Regions from separate parts of the Homo sapiens genome. Here region 2 is linked to region 1. A link is a loop called in an ENCODE intact Hi-C map of the cell type or tissue named here. Cell type or tissue: endothelial cell of umbilical vein. All regions are shown on one strand. Links, peaks and the distances in the headings refer to the core of each region. The heading gives the core; the rest is flanking DNA. Region 1 overlaps MRPS27 (mitochondrial ribosomal protein S27). Region 2 overlaps MAP1B (microtubule associated protein 1B).

Region 1 (12,693 bases), core at 2,133-10,132:
AATTTCTTTGATAAAAATCTAGTATGCAGAATATATAAGGAACTCTTAACAACAAAAAGACAACCCAATTAATAAATGGCAAAGTACTTTAAGAGATATTTCTCCAAAGAAGATAAACAACTGGCCAAAATAGGCACCTGAAAAGGTACTCAACATCATTAGTCATTAGGAAAATGCAAATGAAAACCACAGTGAGATATTACTCCATACCAATTAGGAGAGCTATGACTAGAAAAATGGAAAAGTATTGGTTGAGAATGTGGAAAGACTTGTACACTGCTGGAGCAAAAGTAAAATGGTGCAGCTGGCCACTATGGAAAATAGTTTGGCAGTTCCTAAAACAGCTAAAGACAGAATTACTGTAGGACCCAAAAATTCTATTCCTAGGTAGATACCCAAAAGAACTAAAAATAGGTTCTCAAGTACATGTACATGCATGTTCGTAGCAGCACTATACACAATAGCCCAAAGATAGAAACAACCCAAGCATCCATCAACAGATGAGTGAATAAATAAAATGTAGTATATACATACAAAGGAATATTATTCCACTGTAAAAAGAAATAAAGTACTGATACATGTTAAAATGTGAATGAACCTTGAAAACATGCTAAGTGAAAGAAGCCAGACACAAAGGTCTATATTGTATGATTCCATTTACATAAAATATCCAGAATAGGGAAATTCATAGAAACAAAAAGTAGACTAGGTTGCCAGCAGCCGGAGAAGCAGGTAATGAAGAATAACTGCTTAATGAATATGAGCTTTCCTTTTGGGGTAATAAAAATACTTTAGAAACAGAGATAGTTATTGCATAACATTGTGAATATACTTAATGACACTGAGTTGTTCATTTTATGGTTAATTTACTGAATTAAAGTGGTTAAATTTATCTGAATTTCATTTTTAAAAAAAAAGAGAGAGAGACTTACAAATTGAATTGTGTCTCCCAAAAATATAGGTTGAAGTTCTAACCTCCAGAACCTGTGAATGTGATCTTATTTGGAAATACGGTCTTTTGCAGATGTAATCAAGTTAAGATGAGGTCTTTGGAGGGGGTGTAGGGGGCTTAATCCAATACAATTGACATCCTTAGAGGAAGAGAAGAGGCACACACATGTGCACACAGAGGGAGAGTGCCATGTGATGGCAAAGGCACAGACTGGAGTGGGTGCATCTATAAGCCAAGAAACGCCAAGGATTGCTAGCAACACCAGAAACTAAGAGGAAGACATGGAACAGACTCTCCTGTACAGCCTTCAGGGAAAGGATGGCTCTACTGACATCTCTGATTCCAGACTTCTAGCCAGAACTATGAAAGAATAAATTCTGCTGTTTTAAGCCACCCAGTTTATGGTACTTTGTTACAGCAGCCCTAGGAAACTAAAAAATAATGGAAAAAACAACGGAGGAAGTACGCTTAGAGAAGGAAGTATGAGCGGTATGTGGAGCAACTAGACCGTGAGGGGAGCTCAGATATGAACTTCAGAGTACTTCTATGGGAAGAACTTGAGAAAATTATTCTAACCTTGCGGCTTAAGGCAGCAACAAGATTTCAAGAAAGAAGAGTTGTAGCTATTTATTTGTGTAATAGGCAATTACTGAACATTTATTGTCTTTTTAAGGACCTTTGCTAATTATGAGTTTTTATTAGACAAGGTTTCCTTAAAATGCTGATAAGCTCGCCATTTGATAATGACACAAATCTAGGCCACATATGACCAATGTAACCTGAGTAATACAAACTAAGTGCTACCAGTGTGCAATGTAACCTGAGTGATACAAACTAAGGCTGTTTGCTGGCTGAAGTGATCTGAAATGGCATCACAGGGTCTGGGCACTTAAGATTTGGCAGACTTTTAGAAGTAAGGGAATGATTCCTCACAGCAAGAGCAGTGCCCAGTTTACAAAGGAAATACAATTAATTATTTGTTGGGCAACACTGAATGATCCAGAAAAGATAATTCCATAAATGTAGGATTTACATTAGAGATTAGTGATATCTGGCTGGAAAAGTAGGCTGGAATCAAATTATATAAACAGTCTGGGCTATTCTCAAAATATGTGACATCAAGAACAGGACTGAGCCTTGGGGTGGTGGGAGCGTTCTTTACTAACTTCTAAGCCAGTAAATGATACTGGATTTTTCTTTATCACCTCAATAAAGAAAGTTTGGACAGATGTCTCACAGAGCTATAAACTAAGTGGATGATGATGTTCACATCTCTGTTTTACAACTGGGAATTGCAAATCCAAGAAGCCATTAATATAACTCGTAAAACACAAGGAATGTTGACTGTCTTAATTGAAAAAGAAGCCTGGCTCTGTTACGAAAACAAGGAAAATGACTTCAGGTAGACCTATGACATTAATAAATTTAAGGCAGAACACCTTATTTTAAATGAATGATTAGTTCACTAAAATGAAAGCAAGATTTTGATTTGAAATTCGTTAATGGTTTTTTCCTCCTATGAAGGTGGTGTATTCGAAATTTGAATACAGATGCTAGAAAATAAAGCTTCACCTAAGATAGTATCTCATAGGACAGAGGAGGGGAAGATATAAGAAAGTGGAAGGAGAAACAATAGGTCTTGGTGGAGTAGACAAAAAAATGAACCAAGCATGATGGGATATTAGAAGTTAATCATGAAGAATAACAGTGAGGCATGATAATTTGAAAGAGCACACATATCCAGATATGCAGCAGTCCCTTTATTTTCACAGAATTGAAAAGACATTCTCAAAGGCCTCCTTCTCTGACTTTTAAGACCCAGACTTTCCTTAGCTGAACCATCCGTAACGTGGTGAAGTAGGTATCTTTCTCCACCTCCCCCAAGGATTGCTAGATATAGTAAATACATGACTGCCCCAACTCCTAGCCTGAGTAAAGGAGTTAAACAGCAATCTTTCTAGGACAGGAATCTAAGTGAAGGCTGCCAAAGTGGCACCATGTGCTTTTTCATGCTCTACGTATCTACTGGCTGCTGGCCCAGTTCCTAGCTACAGGTAGAGAAATAACAAGGAAAATGTTATTGAACTACAGGAGAAGCAGCAAAGAAGATGAAGCCCATGCTGGGCGTGGTGGCTCACGCCTGTAATCCCAGCACTTTGGGAGGCCGAGGTGGGCAGATCACGAGGTCAGGAGATCCAGACCATCCTGGTTAACATGGTGAAACCCCGTCTCTACTAAAAATACAAAAAAATTAGCTGGGTGTGGTGGCACGTGCCTGTAGTCACAGCTACTCGGGAGGCTGAGGCAGAAGAATGGCCTGAACCCGGGAGGCGGAGCTTGCAGTGAGCAGAGATCGCCCCACTGCACTCCAGCCTGGGTGACAGAGCGAGATTTCGTCTCAAAAAAAAAAAGAAGATGAAGCCCGAAATGTGGTTACCACTAGGTTCATGAATCTTTTCTCACAGTAGAAAATATGCTGAATTTTATGGCTGCAGAGTCCCTAAATCTTCCCAAAGTGAGGCTCAGGGCTTCAGAGATGGCTATCTACAGAGCAGTGTCCCTTTGTATCTAAAGTGCTTCAACTTTTCCAGAGCACTTCTACATGTATGAGGTGAGTGATTCCTACACAACTTTATATGTTTATTTTAAAGATAAGAAAACTGAGGTCAGCAATGCTAAAGAATCTGACAAGAATCAGACTATATTCATTTTGGCATAACTATACGGAGTCTTCCAATTCCAATCTAGTGCTTACTGCTAACCACATGACTTCTCTGGACTGATATTCTAAGTTCAACCATGTAATTAATTTGAAACCGCCTAAAAATTTATCCTTATTTGCTCATTAAATAAGTTCATATAACATATGAACAGAGAAAGACAATGTATACACAGTCAGGATTTTAAATGGTATTAATTTGCTTATAGACTTCAGTCCATTGTTCATTCAACAAATATGATACTCTAAGTTCATCTATGTAATTAATTTGAAACCACCTAAAAATTTATCCTTATTTGCTCATTAAATAAGTTCAAACAATGTATGAACAGAGAAAGACAATGTATACACAGTCAGGATTTTAAATGGCATTAATTTGCTCATAGACTTCATTCCATCATTCATTCAACAAATATTTATTGAGGCTCAGCTATGTTCCAAGCACAGCTAAGTTCTGGGAATATAAAATCAAATAAGATATAACCATTACCCTCAAAAAGTACACCTTAGTTGGTGGTTCTCCAGAAATACATTTTGTCCAAAGTAAAAAATGCCTGCAGTCAAAATCAAATTTATGACTGCCAAAGATTCAGATATCAAAACAAATTAAAAAGAATCTGTGCTGCCTTGCAGTAATAAGATATAGAGGTCATTAAGAAAAAAAAAAAGTATGCTCTCAGATGCTGCCTTCCAAATAAATGTTCAGGGAACTTATGTGAATCACTGCAGAATACTTGGCCAAAAAGATCTGCAAGTAGAGCCCAAACAATTACTATTTGCAAAGAAAGGTAATACTTAGAAATGAAAATACAGAGAGAAGAATGATTTTTAGAGGCATTAAAAACTCCTCTCCCAGTGACTCCCAAACCCAACAAACATGTGCACCAAGATCAGCCTCAACAATTCCCCTCCTTGGTTTCAAACCTAAATTCTGTCCAGAGTTGAAAGCTAACTTTGTTTCTTAGGTGGGGAAAGAGCACCCTAAAAAGAAAAAAAAATTATAAGTCAAATCCTTAAAACATAAGAATTATAAATACAACAAACTTAATTTATCATTGCACTGTATCAGAATACAATCTTACCCTCAAAATCATTATCTTTCTTACAATCTTCTAAAAGTCCAGAGGCTTTATAGACTTCTACAAACAAGTAAAAACAAATACTCGGCAACATTTGCATTTATCCTTATTTTTCTCTTTGCTACACAAATGTTTCTGAATAGGAAGTAAAGTGTTTTGGCACCACTGGGGAAGGCGGTATGAACATGCCAGAAATATCAGTGTACTTTCAGGAGGATGAAACATACCAGTATAATTCTGTGATAATTTAAATTTAACCTGCTTGGAGGTCTGTGGAGCTGACAAACAATGTTTTTATAAAATTGAGTGATAATGGGAAATAAGTGCTCCTTCAGGCTTAGAGAAGAACCCCAAACTTCAAAAAATTATGGATCAAGGTCTTCTGTCATTCATTAACTGTTTGATTTTGGAAGTGTTTCCTCTTTGATTTACTTTCTTCTACAAAAGAGGAGCAAACATATCTGCCCTTGGAATCTTGCAGGTCTTATATGAGGATGATAAAAATGAGATGACAATGCACTCTTACATAGATACAAGTGATTATTATTTGACCTTTATTTTGATGTGATCCACAGTATCACTCTAATTGATAGGGGGTCAATTGAACTTTAGAGAGGTTTATTTATTCTCACTTCAATTTGACTAAGTATCTCTGAAGGCAGGGGGTTAGTGTAAACAGCTACTTGTACATCCACTTAAGGAAGCCCATTACTGAATGATGTAAACTAGTCAGTTCTGGGGCTAGCAGCTCAGATGGGGAGAAGGAGGGAAGGGAGGGAATATGCATCTGGTTTTCCTGTATGCTTGCTCTGATTACATTATTTGCAGGGTGCAGTATAATTCAGGATTGTTGCATATGAGTTTTCCTTGTAAAGTGGTTTATTTTCAGCACTGCCAGAAGGTGTGAACAGGAACTAAAATTGGCTGTAGCCACTGTGTACTAAGGTACAAGGCTGCATCTTTCCGAAAAAGGTACTTTTCCCTGATTATCTGTCTAGAAGAGGCAGTGTTTTTCTTGCTTGCACAAAGATGCCCTAAGGCTACCTGAGGTCCTGGTCACATATCTGAGACTTTCAGCCACCATCTCGCCCCCTGCTGGAGAAAGGGAGGAGGAAATGTATATTCAAACAGGTATCTGACTAATATTTCTAAAAATTAATGAGGCTGTTAAACATAGTTTGAGAAAGGAGGATAATGGAGGCTGAGCAAAGAATTGTAAACTTTTTCCTAAATATTAAAACATACTAGCAAGCTATAATAATTAAAACAGGTATGATGCTATTGAATGAAAGGCAGATCAGTGGAAGAGCAGAGAAAATTCAGAGACAGACTCAAACACAAATAAGAAATTAGTAAAATAAAGATAGCATATTATATCATCAGGCAAAGGATGGATTATTCAATAAATGGCATTAGGATAGCTGGGTAGCCATTTGTTTTACACACGTGTGGGGGATATGTGTATGCATGGATTTGTACCTCACACAAATCAAATCTAACTCCAGATGAATATCTAGGTGTTAAAAACAAAAGCATACATTTACTGGAGGAAAACAGAAAAATTTCTTGGGATGGATAATGTCTTTCTTAGTCTAATATAAAAGCCATAAAAAAAAAGATTGATAAATTCAATTACATAAAAAATAAAAATGTGGCCGGGTGCGGTGGCTCACGCCTGTAATCCCAGCACTTTGGAAGGCTGAGGTGGGCAGATCACCTAAGGTCTGGAGTTTGAGACCAGCCTGGCCAACATGGTGAAATCCCATCTCTACTAATAATACAAAAATTAGCCAGGCATGGCGTCACATGCCTGTAATGCCAGCTACTCAGGAGGCTGAGGCGGGAGAATCTCTTGAACCCAGGAGGCGGAGGTTACAGTGAGCTGAGATTGCATCATTATGCTCCAGCCTGGGCGACAAAAGAGAAACTCCATCTCAATAATAATAATAATAATAATAATAATAATAATAATAATAATATTAAAATGCCTACATAGCAAAAACTATCATAAAGCAAAGTAATAAAAAAAGAAAAAATACTCATTAATTAAAGGCTATTCCTTAAATCAGTAAGACAAGACCAATAACCTAGCAGAAAGACAGGATAAGGCAAAAGAAAGTCCATGGAAGTACAAATGACTCTTAAGCACATAAGAATATGCTTGTGAATTTATGAATTAGTTGAGTTAAAAAAAGAACATGCCAACCTCAGTAATAACAATATAAAATAAAACTACATTGAGAAGTCATATCTACTTTAAAATATTAATTTATAATTTAACATCTTCTTAAGAAAACTCCAGGCCCAGATAATACCTTCGGTGAATGCTATCAAGCACCGAAGAAACTCTTAAACAAACTTTCAGAAAATAAAGAAGGGAACATTTCCCAATACATTTTGTGACATTATACAATCCTGACGCCAAAACTACACAAGGCAACATAAGCAAAGAAATTTGGAGTCCAGTCTTACTGACAACATAGTGTTACTGAAAACTTAAAAAATTTAACAAATTAATACTACATCAGGACAATACACTCTTGGGAATTCATCCCAAGAACGCAAGTCTGGATTAACATTTGAAAACTGATCAAAGTAATACATTATATTAAGAAAGTGAAAAAGAAAACTCATGTAATTGTCTATATTTGTAGAAAAAACATTTAACAAAATTCAATGCCCATGTTTGATTGAAAACTCTTAGAAAACCAGGAATGAAAGGGAACTTCCTCAACCCAATAAAGGGCATCTATGAAAAACCTACAGCTAACATCGTTAATGGTGAAATATTAAATATTTTCTCTCTAAGATTGGGAACAAAGCAAAGACATGTCTGCTCCCACTACTTCTATTCAACATTGTATTGGAAGTCCTAGCTAGTGCAACAAGGCAAGAAAAATTAAAAGGCTTGAAATTTGGAAAGGAAGAGTAAATGTATTTCTCGTCACAGATAATATGGTTGGATATGTAGGAAACACGAAGGAATCTACAAACAATTACTAGCATGAATAAGTGAGTTAATCAAGCTCTCAGAATCTGGGTCAAGATACAAAAATCAACTCTCTAGCAGCAAGCAACTGGAAAGTGGAATTTAGGAAAATAATTTCACAAATAATAACATCAATATAACATACTTTAAAATACATTTAACAAGACTTGCAAATGCCTACACTGAAATTTATAAAATATTGCCGAGAAAAAAACAAAGGCAATCTTAAAAAACAAGAGTTAAACCCCGTTCATGTCAAGAAACACTCACAAATGGCCTAGGAATTGCTCTAGATTAAAAGAGACTAATGAGATATGACAGGTAAATATAATGTGTGATCCTGGTTTGGATCTTAGACTAAGAAAAAACTATGTTCATAAAGAGGATTAATGAGACAACTGACAAAATTTGAATATGGACTGTATTATAGTATTGTAATTCTGTTAAATGTTCTGATTTTAATCATTATATAGTAGTTACATGGGCAAAATCCGTAAAGTTCAAATAATCAGTATTAATAAATAATACCCATGAAAGTTAGCTGTCTATCAGTTAATAAAGTCATCTTTCTGCTTCTGAAACTGTTAAAAAAGGAGCACGTGCCAGCCATCTGCTGATATCCAGCATCTGTTGCAGGGCTCATAAAAATTATATATAGGCTCACACTGGGACACAAAACAGCCATCCAACGAATTATTTCTCCTCAAGCTCCAAAGTGCACAATCAAATAGCTCAGGAGTTATTTTAAGCTCTAGTTTTTACATTTTTCCCCTCTAAACAAACAAACAAACAAACAAACAAAGTAAGGATGGTTGCAATGAAACACTGGGATTCCCCCCCCATCTCCTGCCACATTTTAAAGATCAAGAAGTGAGGGTATAGATCAAGGGTTGGCAAACTAAGGCCTATGGGATACTTTAGGTCTGCGGTCTGTCTCTACAGCCTGTGAGCCAAGAATCGTTTTTACATTTTTAAAGGGGAAGAGCCATATCAGGCCTGATACTGTTATCCTTAGAAAGGTCTACTTGCAAGGTTGGCCCTTCACTGGTGTCTGGAAATTTGGATTTTGAGGACTTTCCCACCATTCCTTAAAACTGGTAAGAGTAGCTCATTGTGCATAAACTGTGTGAATAATGTGGTTTATGCTGAACACTTCTTTCCTTCTGGGATTATGGAATTTTGTTATGTGCTAGGCAGAGGATGCCTACATGACCAGCTCTCAGTAAAAACCTTGGACACTGAGTCTCTAATGAGCTTCCCAGGTAGACACATTTCATGTGTGTTGTCACAATTCGATACTGGATAAATTAAGGACATCCTGTGTGATTTCACTGGCAGAGGAATTCTGCAAATTTTTGCTTGGCTTCCTCCAGACTGCCCCTAACCTTTCCCCTTTGCTGATTTCACTTGGCTGTGAGTATGGCTTAGCTGCAAGTACGAGTATAGGCTGTGTCCTGTGAGTCTGCCATGGAACCTGAAGATCGTACTGGAGACTCCTGACACAGAATGGGTGAAGAAAAAAGATAGCAACGACTACAACAGAAACTGTGTGGCCTGCAAAGCCCACATTATTTACTATTTGGCCCTTTACAGAAAGTTTGTCAACCCCTGGTATAAATGAAACAAAGATGGGCTAAGGGTTGAAGGTAGGTATTGACACTGGGTAATGAATACATGAGTATATATACTATTTTGTCTAGTGTTATATATGTTTAAAATTTTCTATAATAAAAATAAGGCAAACTCATTCTAAAACTGTGTATCTTGTGATAGTAATAAATTTATTATTTACATATTAGATTTCTAGTCAACTAGGATCTTATAAGATTATCCAGCATTTTACTCCCATTTCTCCTGAGAAATTCAAGTCTTATCTCATCCCTGGAAGCTACCCTGTTCTTACATGATCACACCTCTCAGTGGATTGATCTAGGGGTAGTTACCTGGCCCAAGTAAATATATAAGCCTATCCTTCTTGCCAAAGTGGACCATCACTCAAGCTGGGCCACTGGTCCGGGATTTTTCGAGAAAGTGAGAAAAAATTAGCCTCAAATATGTTTAAGTAATTTTGTTTTTTAACAAATGTGAAAACTGATTATTTTCTGTGTGGTAAGAGAAGATAATAAAACCCTATAAAGTACAGTCATCCATTGCTTAACAACAGGATACGTCCTCACTCTCTGAGAAATGTGTTGTTAGTGATTTTGTTGTGTGAACATCACAGAGTTTACTTACACAAACCTAAATGGTGCAGCCTACTATACATCTAGGCCATACGCTATAGCCTGTTGCTCCTAGGCTACAAACCTGTACCGCGTGGGACTACACAGAATACTGTAGGCAACTGTAACACAATGGTTAAGTATTTGTGTCTAAACGTATCTAAACATAGAAAAGGTACAATAAAAATATGGGATAAAAGATATAAAATGGTACATCTATATAGGGCACTTACCATGAATAGAGCTTGTAGCACTACAAGTAGCTCTGGGTGAGTCAGTAAGCAAGCAGTGAGTAAACGTGAAGATCTAGGACATTACGCTACTGTAGACTTTATAAACACAACGTTTAGGCTACACTAAATTTATGGAAAGAAATTTCTCGCTAATAAATTAACCTTAGCTTCCTGTAACTGTTTTACTTTAAAAACTTAATTTTTTAGAAACTTTTGACTTTTCTGTAGTAACACTTAGGTTAAAACACAAACATACTGTACAGTTGCACAAAAATTCCTTATGATCTTATTCTATAAGCATTTTTCTACTTTTAATTTTTTTTAACTTTTTAAAATTCTTAGTTAAAATTTAGTTAAAAACTAAGACACAGGCCAGGCACAGTGGCTCACGTCTATAATCCCAGCACTTTAGGAGGCTGAGATGGGCAGATCACCAGAGGTCAGGAGTTCGAGACCAGTCTGGTCAATACGGTGAAACCCCGTCTCTACTAAAAACACAAATATTAGCTGGGCATGGTGGCTCACGCCTATAATCCCAGCTATTCAGGAGGCTGAGGCAGGAGAATCGCTTGAACCCAAGAGGCAGAGGTTGCAGTGAGCAGAGATCGCTCCACTGCACTCCAGCCTGGGCGACAGAGTGAGACTCTGTCTCAAAAAACAAAAACAATAACTAAAAACTTAATACACAAACACAGACCTTAGCTTAGGCCTGCACAGGGTCAGGATCACTGTCTTCCACCTCCACATCTTGTGTCACTGAAAGTTTATCAGGGCAATAACAGACATGGAGCTGGCATCTCCTATGATAACAACGCCTTCTTCTGGATACCTCCTGAAGGACCTGCCTGAGGCTGTTGAAAGTTAACTTTCTTTTTCATAAGTAGGAGTACACTCTAAAATAATGATAAAATGTATAATATAGTAAATATATAAACCAGTAGTATAGTTCATTAACAATTTTTATTATTATGTACTGTACGTAATTGTTTGTGCTATGCTTTTATATGAGTGGCAGCAGAGTAGGACTCTTTACATGAGCATCACCACAAACACACAAGTAATGCAGTTTGCTACGATGTTATAATGGCATTATGAACGCTACAATGTCATTAAGTAATAGGAATTTTTCAGCTTCATTATAGTCTCATGGGACTACTGTTGTGTATGCAGTAGGTGGCTAACTGAAACATCGTTATGCAGCACAAGACTATTCCAAACATCCAGAAAGTAAGCAGAACATGGAAGCATCCCCCTTGAAAACCAGCACAAGACAAGGATGCCCTCTCTTACCACTCCTATTCAACACAGCATTGGAAGTTCTGCCCAGGGGAATCAGGCACGAGAAAGAAATAAAGGGTATTCAAATAGGAAGAGAGGAAATCAAATTGTCTTTGTTTGCAGACGACACGATCCTATATTTAGAAAAGCCCACTGTCTCAGCTCAAAAGCTTCTTAAGCTGATAAGCAACTTCATGAAAGTCTCAGGATACAAAAATCAATGCACAAAAATCACAAGCATTCCTATGTACCAACAACACACAAGCAGAGAGCCAAATCATGAGTGAACTCCCATTCACAACTGCTACAAAGAGAATAAAATACCTAGGAATACACTAACAAGCAAAGTGAAGGACTTCTTCAAGGAGAACTACAAACCACTGCTCAAGGAAGTAAGAGAGGACACAAACAAATGAAAAAACATTCCATGCTCATGGATAGGAGGAATCAATATCGTGAACATGGCCATACTGCCCAAAGTAATTTATAGATTCAATGCTACTCCCATCAAACTACCATTGACATTCTTTACAGCATTAGAAAAAAACTATTTTAAAATTCATATGGAACCCAAAAAGAGCCCATATAGCCAAGACAATCCTAAGTGTTAGGAATAATGCTCAAAATCCTAAACAAATTGAACACTCAAACAAAGGATTCTTAGCAAAGCAATTTTACTTCTGCGCAGAGGGGTGCCTCCTTGGCCAGCTGCCATGACAGCATACCTGAACAAAGGGGCATGAAAGCCTTTATTCCTAATGCAAGTCCTGCCCCTGTACCCTTTCCCCACTGGCCGGGGTTGGGCCGTACAATTTAAACTAATCCCGGTTGGCTAAACATTTGATTTTTTTTTTTAGATAGGGTGGGCACGTAAAGCAAGTGGAGGGAAAGGGGAAGGGGTGTCTATAGTGAACCAGAAAGTTAGTCCTCTTTCCAAATAAGGAAAGGAATGTGAGCTGGTACTGATAACGCTTGGTACTGTGGCGTGCCTGGGCATTTAACAAAGGAAAAAAGGAAAAAAGGAGAAAAAAGGAGAAAAATGTGTGTGTGTGGGGGGGGTACTATGAATTAAAGAATAAAAGATTGAACAGATTATTTGAAGAGAAACCTTATCATATCCCACATTAAGTAAAAAACAAAACAAAACAAAAAGCTGGAGGCATCACGCTACCCAACTTCAAACCATACTACAAGGCTACAATAACCCAAACAGCATAGTAC
Region 2 (10,433 bases), core at 1-8,000, 58 kb before region 1:
GACCTCATTTTATTTTCTATGTTAGTTATTTATTTCAAAATTAACATTTTAGTTGATTTTTGTCTGATAAGTCTATGTTTTGCACTGCTAACTATGATGAGGGTTTAAAAAAATGCTTCTTCAGGGTCCTTTCACTGAGGACCTATGCAGTCTACTTAATGCTGTGAATTACATTTTTCAAATGTTTAATTTTTTAAAGAAAATTAATATTCTATTTTTGTTAGGCTTCTCTAGAAATGCAGCTTTTATTTATTACCCCATTTCTTTCAAGTCCTTGGAAAATAACATATTAAGGGTACAAGAAATTAACACATGATGGAAAAGTCATTGTGACGCCAATGAATTTCATTGAGTATAAACTCATCTACTTCAAATTTATTTTATAACACAACCTAAGATACTCAAGATAATTATTTAATGGTTAGCTCTTAAGTTGAATTGGTCTACATAATGCGTGGGAAGAAAACCAGATTTTTAGCCTTCTTGCCAAATCCAGACCTCTGGTTGATTTTTCTTTGACAGAAGATGCAAGTTATTTTCCAATTTCACAATTAAATGTATTTAACCTGAACATTATTTTGCTTTAAAAACTATAAACATTGTAGGAGAATTATAGCCAGTCTTCAGTTATAACCACTCCACCCTCCTCACTTTCTCTCTCTCTCTCTCTTTTTTTTTTTTTTTTTTTTTGCTATGGGATTTAATGGGAAAAATATGTAAAAACTGTCACTAGTCAGCTGGCTCTTTTTCCTATGAAATCTATCAGTACCTTTCTCCATCCGTTGTTCTCAATATGACCACAGAGCCTGAGTATACCAAGAAAACCAATATTCGCATTACAGGTTGCTCCTGTCCTTCCAGACACCTTTCCTGCCTGTGTGACTAACCTAATTTTGCTAGTTCCATAAATACACGATTAGTTTAGTAACAGCCATCACAATGTACCATGTACATTCATGGTGAGAGCTAAAGATCGACACAGACTTCTAGGAGCTTTGTTCATACTGATTACTTAATCCAATTGTATAGATTGAATATTTGAGTGGAAGGAATTTACACTCTGTTTAAATGATGGGATTCTATCGAGATAGCACTCATGATCATGACCTTTTTGGTAGTATTCTTAAACAAAATTCTACAGAGACTAAATGTTAGCGATGATCCTCCATTTTCAATTTTAACCAATTCTGTCCCCTTTCTCAAAACCCTGAGCCCTGTGCATGCTTTCTCAGTCTTGTGGTGGGACTGGATACAATGACTAACTTCCCCTCCTCCCCTCTTTAAACACCATTTTCCATGGAGTTCAAAAAAATTTTTTTTCTTAACGTTACATATCATAGTGAATGGTTTCCCCAGTGTATATGAATGTTTTAAGTGTCTCCAATAGCTTATGCAGTCTAGGAGCTTTCCAATACTCATTTAATTAAGATTTAATCATTTGCTAATGGAAATCTTACCACCTTTCATTTTCCCTCTGTTACCAAATTTCAGCTCTTAGGAGCTGCTCTACAATTCTGAATTTGCTTTTCTTGCCTCTCTTTAGTCACCTGTCACAGGAGGTTCCTGCTCAGTAATGATATTGTGAGTTAGGATAATAACTTTTTTTTTTTGTGCTTCAGATTTAGAAGAAAAGATCCTGTTTCCATTTGAAAGGAACTGTAAGCTTTTATCTTTTAACCAACTGAACAATACACCAAAAGCAGCCTAGGGATGAGCATTTCTTTGAAAGCAATTAGGTTATTCACCTGGTATTAAAACTATTTACTGTTAAAAAATCTGTGACTTCATGAAGTTGATTTTTAAAGGCAGCATCAAAAACTGAAAAGGAAGGGAAAAAATAGGCAGCTTCTCTGCACTTGTTTGGAGCTCCCCAAAACAGGAGCCATGGAGAAGTGGCATCAAGACCGGGCTGCCCTTTCGAGAACACCCTGTGGCAGTTCAGAGACACGCTTTTCCTACACTGCATGCAGCCCCTCTTTCCAGCACTGGAAAGAAGTGGTCTTGAGCCCAGCTGAGAAGCACTTCACACTCCTCTCTCTTGTTCTGAATGGTGTTTGTGTCAGTCTGCAGCTGTGTATGGTATTATGTCTTATAATCCTGCATCACTTCTATCCTATCCAGTCATATCTAATGTAGAAAATTAGTTTCCAGTGAAAGTAATATGTAGTGCTTTTATGATATTTGTGTGCAATATCCCCTCTTCCATTGAGGATATTTGATGTAAAGGAAAAAAAAAAACTCAGTTCCACAATAAAATACAAAAGTGGCAAAAGTTCATGTGTGTGCTGTGCTGTCTTTTGCTTTGTGTTCCTGAGTTGGGCTTTGCCACTCACGCAGAATGCTGGGCAGTCAGGGCATGACGGCAGGGGGTGACTACGTTCTTTTCAAGATGGGCTCCCTGGCTTTTGGCAAACTGCCGAAAGCATCTTGCTAATGCTTGCAACTGCTACCTCGTTAACTTTTATAGCCAAGCTCTAGAGGATGTGAGCGTGTAAGGACAGAAACTGGGAGGTGAAGGGAAGGAACAATTAAAATTATTGCTTAAAAAAAAGAAAAAAAAAAGGATAGCTGGGTGCAGTGCTACATGCCTGTGATCCCAGTACTTTGGGAGGCCAAGGTGGGAGAATCATTTGAGCCCGGAAGTTCAAGGCTGTAGTGAACCATGATTGTGCCACTGCACTCCAACCTGGGCAACAGAGAGAGACTCTGTCTCTAAAAAAAAAAAAAAAAAAAAAGAAAGAAAAGATAGACCAGACCAGAACCTGTCATATTCAGCAATTGTGCTCAGTACCTATCTTTTTCTTAGTTCCTTGCTCACTGTTACAGAATATCCTCTATCTAACATAATATGTTGTGGATTTGACTCACACCCAGGAACTAGCAGTTGTTGGGAAAAAGTGATTATATATGTAGCAAAGAATACCTAACAAGAGGAGGATTTCCTCCCTGTCATTCAAATGATTATTACACATTTACCCTGTACCTGGCAGTAGGTTATATTACAAGATATAACCTAACTGCTGCCCTAACTGATTGGGGGAAGACAGACCAGCAGAGGCAATGATACCACATCGTGATGGGGGCTCCTAAAATTCAAGAGCGAGCTTAGGTGACCATAGGAAAAGCACCGCAAATGATGTCTCGGCTGAGCTCTGGAGTGTGTGTGTGTGTGTGTGTGTGTGTGTGTGTGTGTGTGTGTGTGCATTGGTTGGACCAAAAGTAAATTCCAGGCAGAGACAAGAGCTCACACAGGGTCTCAGCAGAGAGCAGGATCAGCATATGTTAAGGAGCACAGACTGCTCACAATGGCAGCATGTAAATGGGGGAGGCCCTGGCACTTCAGTTTCCCACCATGTGGCCACAAAAAACATGCCCATAAGGTTCTTAATAGAGACCTCCAAGACTGGGCCCTGCCTGTCTGCAGAGATGGTCCTTTAGCCTCAAAAGACCCCAGCAGCCTGTCCTGAGTTATTATGATATCCCTCTGTGTGTCATATCCACTCCTTTTGATCTTAACATTTCCCCTCCAAACCATGGGGCTACATTGAATGGTCCTATCAGAAATCACTGCTTGCTAAGAGGGATTCTGAAATCCCTCCAGAAATTAAAGGGTTAAGCATGTGAGCACTCAGGGTGGGAAATCATCACTTACAGATTTTAATTTCATCTATCAGACTCAAATTAAATAGTAAATAAGTTGTTTTCTATTCCACTGCCAAATTGTTCAGTTCCAGGAAGCCTTCCTTCTGGCCTGAAGCCAGGGTGGCCAACTATCTTGGTTTGCTCAGGACTGCCCTGATTTCAGCACTGAAAGTCCTGTGTCCCAGAAAACCCCTCAGTCCCTGGGAACCAGTGAGGGCTAGTCACCCTACCTGAACCCTGCCCTGCTGTTTACATCCCCTTCTCCCCCCATCTAGGCACAATGGAGGGGGAAAAGTTGGCGGCAGCTTTCCTTCAGTTTCTTTTTTCCTATCTTCTGAGAAAATCAACAAAGGTCTGTTGAGGTCCTGTGATCATATTTTCTCTCTCTTCTTAATTGTACCGCTCATTCTGGATGATTTTCTATATCCCTACAATGCTTTTTTTAACACACTCCTGACTCATGAATTCTTGGTCCCTTGCATAATTCCAGAACTATTTCCTCTTTGATCTTGTATTGTATGCCTTGGAAATTCACCGGAGCCATATATGCAGTTTTGGTCACACCTAGTTCGTTTAATATGAGCAGTTCTTCTGGATACTTCTCCAGGGGTTACTGGCAATGTTTTCACAGATGGTGGAGCAGGGCTTCTGAGGTCTGCTTGATTCACAGGGAGATCTCGCCGTACACCAACAGACACAGCTCTATTTCATGGCTCAGATTGTCCCCACTAAAACCAGAAATGCATGCTGCTTTAATGCAGTCTCAGGAATTTAAATGCCATGTGTAAACTGATGATTTTTATAGTTATATCTGCAGCCTGTACATCATCCCTTACCTCCAAATTCATATATCCAGTGCCCATTAAAATCTCCATGTGGATATCCAATAGGAGTCTTTAAAATACCCTAAACCAAATGTAACATGTCCCCAAACAAACCCCTGATCTCCATTTGCAAACTGCTTCTCTCCTAGGCTTTTCTACCTCAGTAAATGGCAAATACATATTCTTGTTGTTCAGGCCAAAAATTTTGGCCCATCAGCAAATCAACTGGCCGGCAAGTACTGCTGGCTTGACCTTCAAAATATATCAGTCTGATACCTTCTCCTCACATTCACGGTTACTACCCTTGTCCAAGTCAATCATTTCTCTCCTGGTTTATTGCAGGAGCATCCTAATTGACCTTCCGGTTTCCTATCTTTGCCCTCCTAGCTTATTCTCCATGTTGCAGCTACAGTAGAGTAATCCTCTAAAAATGTTAAGTCAGATCATGCCACCCATGCTCAAAGCTCTTGAGTAAGTTCTCATCTTAGAGTAAAAGCCAATGTCTTTACTGATGGGCTAAGAAGGCTTACACAATTCATTCCTCCTCTACCCCTTCTCTCCGACTTCATTTCCCACTTCTTTCCACCTTACACATTCTGCTCCAGCCATACTGGCCTCCTTGCTATTCCTCAGGCATTCAGCCTTTCATCTCAAGGCCTTTATGCTATTTCCTTTGCTCAACATGCATTTTCTCCAGGTGATTCCACGGTTTTCAATCTCACCCATGTGGGTTTTTGTTCAAATGTCATTTTCTCAGGAAGGCCTTCCCTAACCACCTTATCTTAAGTTGCAATCTCCACCATTTACCTAGCACTCTCTTTTTCTCTACCTTCCTGGTCTCCATATGACTATTATTTTTGTGATCAAGGTTGGGGCAAAGCCCAGTGTGGTGGCTCACACCTGTAATCCCAGCACTTTGGGAGGCCAAGGCGGGTGGATCACTTGAGGTCAGGAGTTTGAGACCAGCCTCACCAACGTGGTGAAACCTCGTCTCTAGTGAAAATACAAAAATTAACCAGGCGTGGTGGTGCGTACCTGTAATCCCAGCCACTCAGGAGGCTGAGGCAGGAGAATCCAGCCTGGGTAACAGAGTGAGACTCTGTCTCAAAAAAAAAAAAAAAAAAAAAAAAGATGGGAACTAATGAGCCAGAGCCTGGGAAACACTCATACCCAGCAGTGGCCCAGCATGCTATCAATGGAGGACATTTGTAATGGGCATTAATGGTCTATTCTACCTACTATCATATGCATATTCACTTTGGAGGGTGTTTTAAGGATTAGAAGTTTGAACTCTGCAGAGATGAAGCATCATGGGAAATAAAAGCCAAAAAACCAAACAATTCTACCACTGAGGGCATCAGAGGATATAATACCCCTTTTATACATCTTCATCATAGTCCTTGATCCAGCATTTAAAATCCATGATGAAATTTATTTTCAGGTGCTTTTTACAAGAATAAACTTCTTGTTTTCTGAATATGTCCAGCTCAGATCTGGACTCTCTTTTGTACATAATAATCACACAGCTCAAGCAATGATTTTGTTTTAAACAAAGATCCTAGTGGTTACTGCCACAACCTCAGCAGCGTTGCCACCATCGTTTGTTTGGATTTCCCTGTTACCACACAGGTAATAACATCCTCAAAGCAGTATGCAGTATCAGCAAAAAGGCCAAATCAATGGGGAATAAGAGGTTATTTTCAAGCTAAGAGGCTGTTATTTAGAATAAAAGGAAATTTTGCTTTGTTGAAAAGCGCTCCTTTCCAACCATTTCCTAAAGCAAAATTTTAAAAATTGATCATTTTCAGAATTCGAAAAGCTCATGAAAATACAACCACACCACATTTTCTGCTTTGATGACTCACTAAAGTCAAAGCTCTCTGAGACCTTTTTCCACTTCATCTCTTTCTCACCTATGCGCAGGGTGCCAGCAGAATCACCTTCCACTGACTCACGCAAGGTCACTTCACAGCATCTACATTTTGGAACTCAAAAGTCCTACTCCAGTTACAACCAGACAGCAAAACCATACAAATCACCATTTACTCTTTTCCCTAATGGATCTTACTTAGGAAGAATAATGGCCTACTCTGCATCATTGCATATTTTATATTTATATTCAGAGTTAGACAAGAAACAGCTACTATTATTCTTCTAGCCTGAAATATCATTTGTGAATGAGCTATTTGCTACAAATATCATTGTTGGGTCTCATCTACATTCCCTGAAAAAGTCCTGTGAATGCTCCATCTGTAAACCCTAGGCCAGGGTTTCTAACGTCGGCACTACTAACATCTTGGACCAGATAGCTCCTTGTTGTGAGGGACTGTCCTGTGCACTGTAAGATGTTTAGCAGCATCCTTGACCTCTACGAACGAGATGCTAATAGCAGCCCCTCAAAATACCTTGACATTATCAAATGTCAGATGCTAATAGCAGCCTAATCAAAAATACATTGGCATTACCAAACGTCCCCTGGAAACAAAATCACTCTTGGTTGAGAACCACTGCCCTGGGCTTACTCCTGGTCATCTGCAGACAGTTCTCCACCAGTGGATGGTGTTTCTCTAACGACACCTTTCAACTGTGTGTTGACAGGTGCGAATGTGCCAGCCTCACTAGAATCTAAGTTCTTCCTGGTCTCTGCCCAAGGGTGTTTCCTGGTCATGGGAGTGTGATGGCGCTGCACTAGGAGTAGGCTATAGTGCTCCCAACCCATGAGGGAATAGACTGAATGGGCAAATACTTAGCTGCTTCCTTGCCTTTCAGAGGAACTGCTGAGGTGTGCTCTTCAGAGTCTCTCAGAGGGTCCACAGCAAGAATGAGCTGGTTTCCACAATCCACTCAATTATGCACCCTTTGTTGGCTCTCCTTTCTACCCTGTCTCAATTTCTCCTTCCCTCACCTGCTTTAGTAAGATCACCTCCAACTAATGCACCGGCACTCAATTTCTGTCTCCTGTCTTGCTTTAGGGGGAACCTAAACTGAGACAGTGATCTTCCGAGTTTGGGACTGCACTTTAGGAGTCAGATATGGGTTTGACCCTGGCTCTCCAATTCACAGAGGGAAACCCTGGCATTTAATCACTTCTCTAAGTCTTTGTTATCTTGTATATAGAAAGAGCTGTAATAATGGGCATATTCTTGTGGGTTAAATAAGATCATGCATACAAAAATTTAATATGGCACTTGGCTATAGATGGTCAATAAACATTGGCTTTTATTATTGGTCTATAAATGATAAGATTTGTGTTACAGCTTCATCACTTCCTAACTCCCTGCTTTGAGGCAGGTGTGATATACATATGTAGAAGAGAATTCTGATATGATACACCATGCTCACCCCCCTATTTTTTCCCCACAAACCTTCCTCCTGGTGTCAATTTTGGCTTACACTACACTTCGTAGAAATCCAAAGAGGCTTTCTTTGGCATTAAACTACCTCAGCTTAGGACATACGGCTTCTAGCATCTCAGAATTTCTGCTGGGAATTATACCTCAGTTGGAGGACTTTCCTTTTAACCTAATAAAAAATAATTCATTCAATAAATGTTTATAAGCCCCCTCCTCATGGTAATGCCTGTTCTGTGTGTTGGGCCACAACCATGAACAAGACACACAGAGTGCCTGTCTTCATGGAGTTTAAAGTCTAGGGCCAATCTCACCAATTAGTTCTAAATAATTAATTCAGAATCCATAAAATGCTTAAGGGGTTTAACACTCCAGGGGGTGTTGCAGACTTGCTGCAACAATGGCTCATAAAAAAAGCCTGGAGAAAGGGATAGCCTGAACTGAGAACCACTGAAATACCCGAATTGACCTGGCAGATCCAGGAGAAAAGGATTACAAGTCTCAGGGTAGCCTCCTGGAGTGGATACATATATCACAGGAAGCCAGAAGACCCAGCAGAGAACTATGTTCCCTCGAGGGCCAGGTGGCACGCCGCTCATCGAGGCCATTGGGAATGCACTGGGGAAGGGCACTGGTGAGCAGGCACCTGTGTCACCAGGTTTGGTAGCAGACTAGAACTCACAATAGAAAAGGAGGTTATGCTTGGTGTTGTTGGCAATAGGGATGATGGGTGTTGAAAATCTCCCCCCTCAAGCAATAGAGGCTAGGCGGTGGTGCTTCCTCCCTCCTTTCCTTTTGCAGATGTAGGACCTCCACCTGAAGGCTTTCCTCACCCAATCCCAATTCCACCTCCTTTCATTTTTCACAGGCTTTATCCCCCCAAAACTGCTTTCACTGTTACCTCTGACTCTGATGCTGATCTGCTTCCTGGGGGGCCTAAGTGACACAATGAGCTTCTAGAAATGTTTTTCATACCTAATTCTAAGTTCTCTGTTCCACCACAGCAGCTGCTTTTCCTTTCCTCAGTGGTTAAAATAAGAGAGTTTCCCAAAGCTCATCAGATACCTGCAGCAAAAAGAAAAAAGTAGAATGCTGCAGTATATTTTCAGGGAAGATGCACAAAAGTAAAGACAACAAAGAATGGCAAAACTAATTGTTTTCAGTGTGAAAAAAGGTTTTAATCAACTTTTTTGGTCTCGCTCTGTTGCCCAGGCTGGAGTGCATTGGCTCAATCTTGGCTCACTGCAACCTCTGCCTCCCAGGTTCAATCGATTCTCCTGCCTCAGCCTCCTGAATAGCTGGGATTACAGGTGCCAACCACCACACCCAGCTAATTTTTGTATTTTTTAGTAGAGACAGAGTTTTGCTATGTTAGCCGGGCTGGTCTCGAGCTCCTGACCTCAAGTGATCCTCTGGCCCGGCCTCCCAAAGTACTGGGATTACAGGTGTGAGCCACTGTGGTATAATCAACTTATTTTCAAGGCCTCTGACTACTTCTTGTAGAATCTAAACCAATCTTCTCACACACCTACCTGATTCCACAGCCAACGAGAAGGTCGGAAAACAGGATGCAAGGCTGGGTGCCAAGGCAACACAGCACTGAGGGGAGGATAATACCTTATCATTTTTCTTTCTTTTCTTCTTTCCACCGCCTTGCTTTTTTTTCCTTTTTATGGCCAAGGTAAGTATGGGATGTGGGCCAAAACAAGTTTAATCTGAATTGTTCATTTTAGCTTAATTTAAAGTATTTTCTCATGAACACATCACACAAGCCTCTGTGGAAAGAGGACCCCAGGGCAGCTTGAGGCACTCATATGTGACTAATTAATGCACAAAGCAGGCAATTAATTCCCTTCATTAGAGTTTTTCCCATCACTGGGCTTAAAGTGATCTTCCTGTGAACTCCCACATACATTAACTGTTTGTCTAACGACACCTTTCAGCTGTGTATTGACGGGTGTGGATGTGCCAGCCTCACTAGAATCTAAGTTATTTGAGGGTAAAATCTATAGTTTATTCATCCTTGTAAACTCCATAGCACTTGTATAGTGCCTTGTACACAGTATACACCGAACACTTGAGAGCTTGCGAAAGCAGTGCTGGAACAGACAGTAAGTCTGCTGCAGACAGCAAGCTTATAAGGGGTGGTCAGTGGTACCAAATGGAGCAGAGCATTTAAAAGGAAAAAAAAAAAAAAAGATCACTGTAGTTGATGACCATGTTGTGCAGCAGAGTGGTAAAGCTATAAGCCAAATTCTCAGCCTCTAATGAATGAACAATGAGCCAGTAAGTGTAGATACCCTTTCAAGAAGTTTGGAGACATAAGGAAGGAGACATAGCATGACAGCTTGACTGATGGCAGGGTAAAGGATTTTTTGCTGTTAAAAAGTGTTGAATAAGGTCTTGAATAAGACTGTAGACTTAGAAGAAGAAATCAACAGAGATGCTATAAGACGGAAAGGGAATGCTTGAATGTGTAGAACAGGTGGGCAGGTATGGGCCAAGGTCACAAATGAAGAGCCTAAGCTTTGAAAGGAGGGAGGGGATACCTATTATTTGAAAGTAGGAAGGATGATGGAGAGAACATCTGCTTGTAGTTCTGAGGGCAGGGCTTCGA

Evidence for each region. Hi-C counts contacts between places; a loop is a spot of excess contacts. Peaks named below come from ENCODE experiments on the same cell type or tissue, not always from the same donor. Only the 100,000 strongest peaks of a DNase experiment are listed, where the experiment ranks them.
Region 2: a loop joins it to region 1, with 4 times the contacts of the local background. A loop is called at or near these places in 4 of 110 quality-filtered maps.

What each region holds. Positions count from the first base shown.
Region 1 is chr5:72,263,508-72,276,200 of GRCh38, forward strand. All of the region lies in intron 4 of MRPS27 (mitochondrial ribosomal protein S27), which reads right to left. Among named protein-coding and RNA genes, the nearest start is that of MRPS27, 50 kb to the right of the region's middle. In endothelial cell of umbilical vein, for the core only: a CTCF peak has its summit at 5,854 (motif pointing left); a DNase peak (open chromatin) is centred at 5,814.
Region 2 is chr5:72,207,294-72,217,726 of GRCh38, forward strand. MAP1B (microtubule associated protein 1B) reads left to right here. Exons shown (of 7, transcript NM_005909.5): 7 at 1-2,272. Among named protein-coding and RNA genes, the nearest start is that of MIR4803, 43 kb to the left of the region's middle. In endothelial cell of umbilical vein, for the core only: no CTCF peak of the experiment used is centred there; DNase peaks (open chromatin) are centred at 3,988 and 4,128; H3K27ac peaks cover 2,299 bases.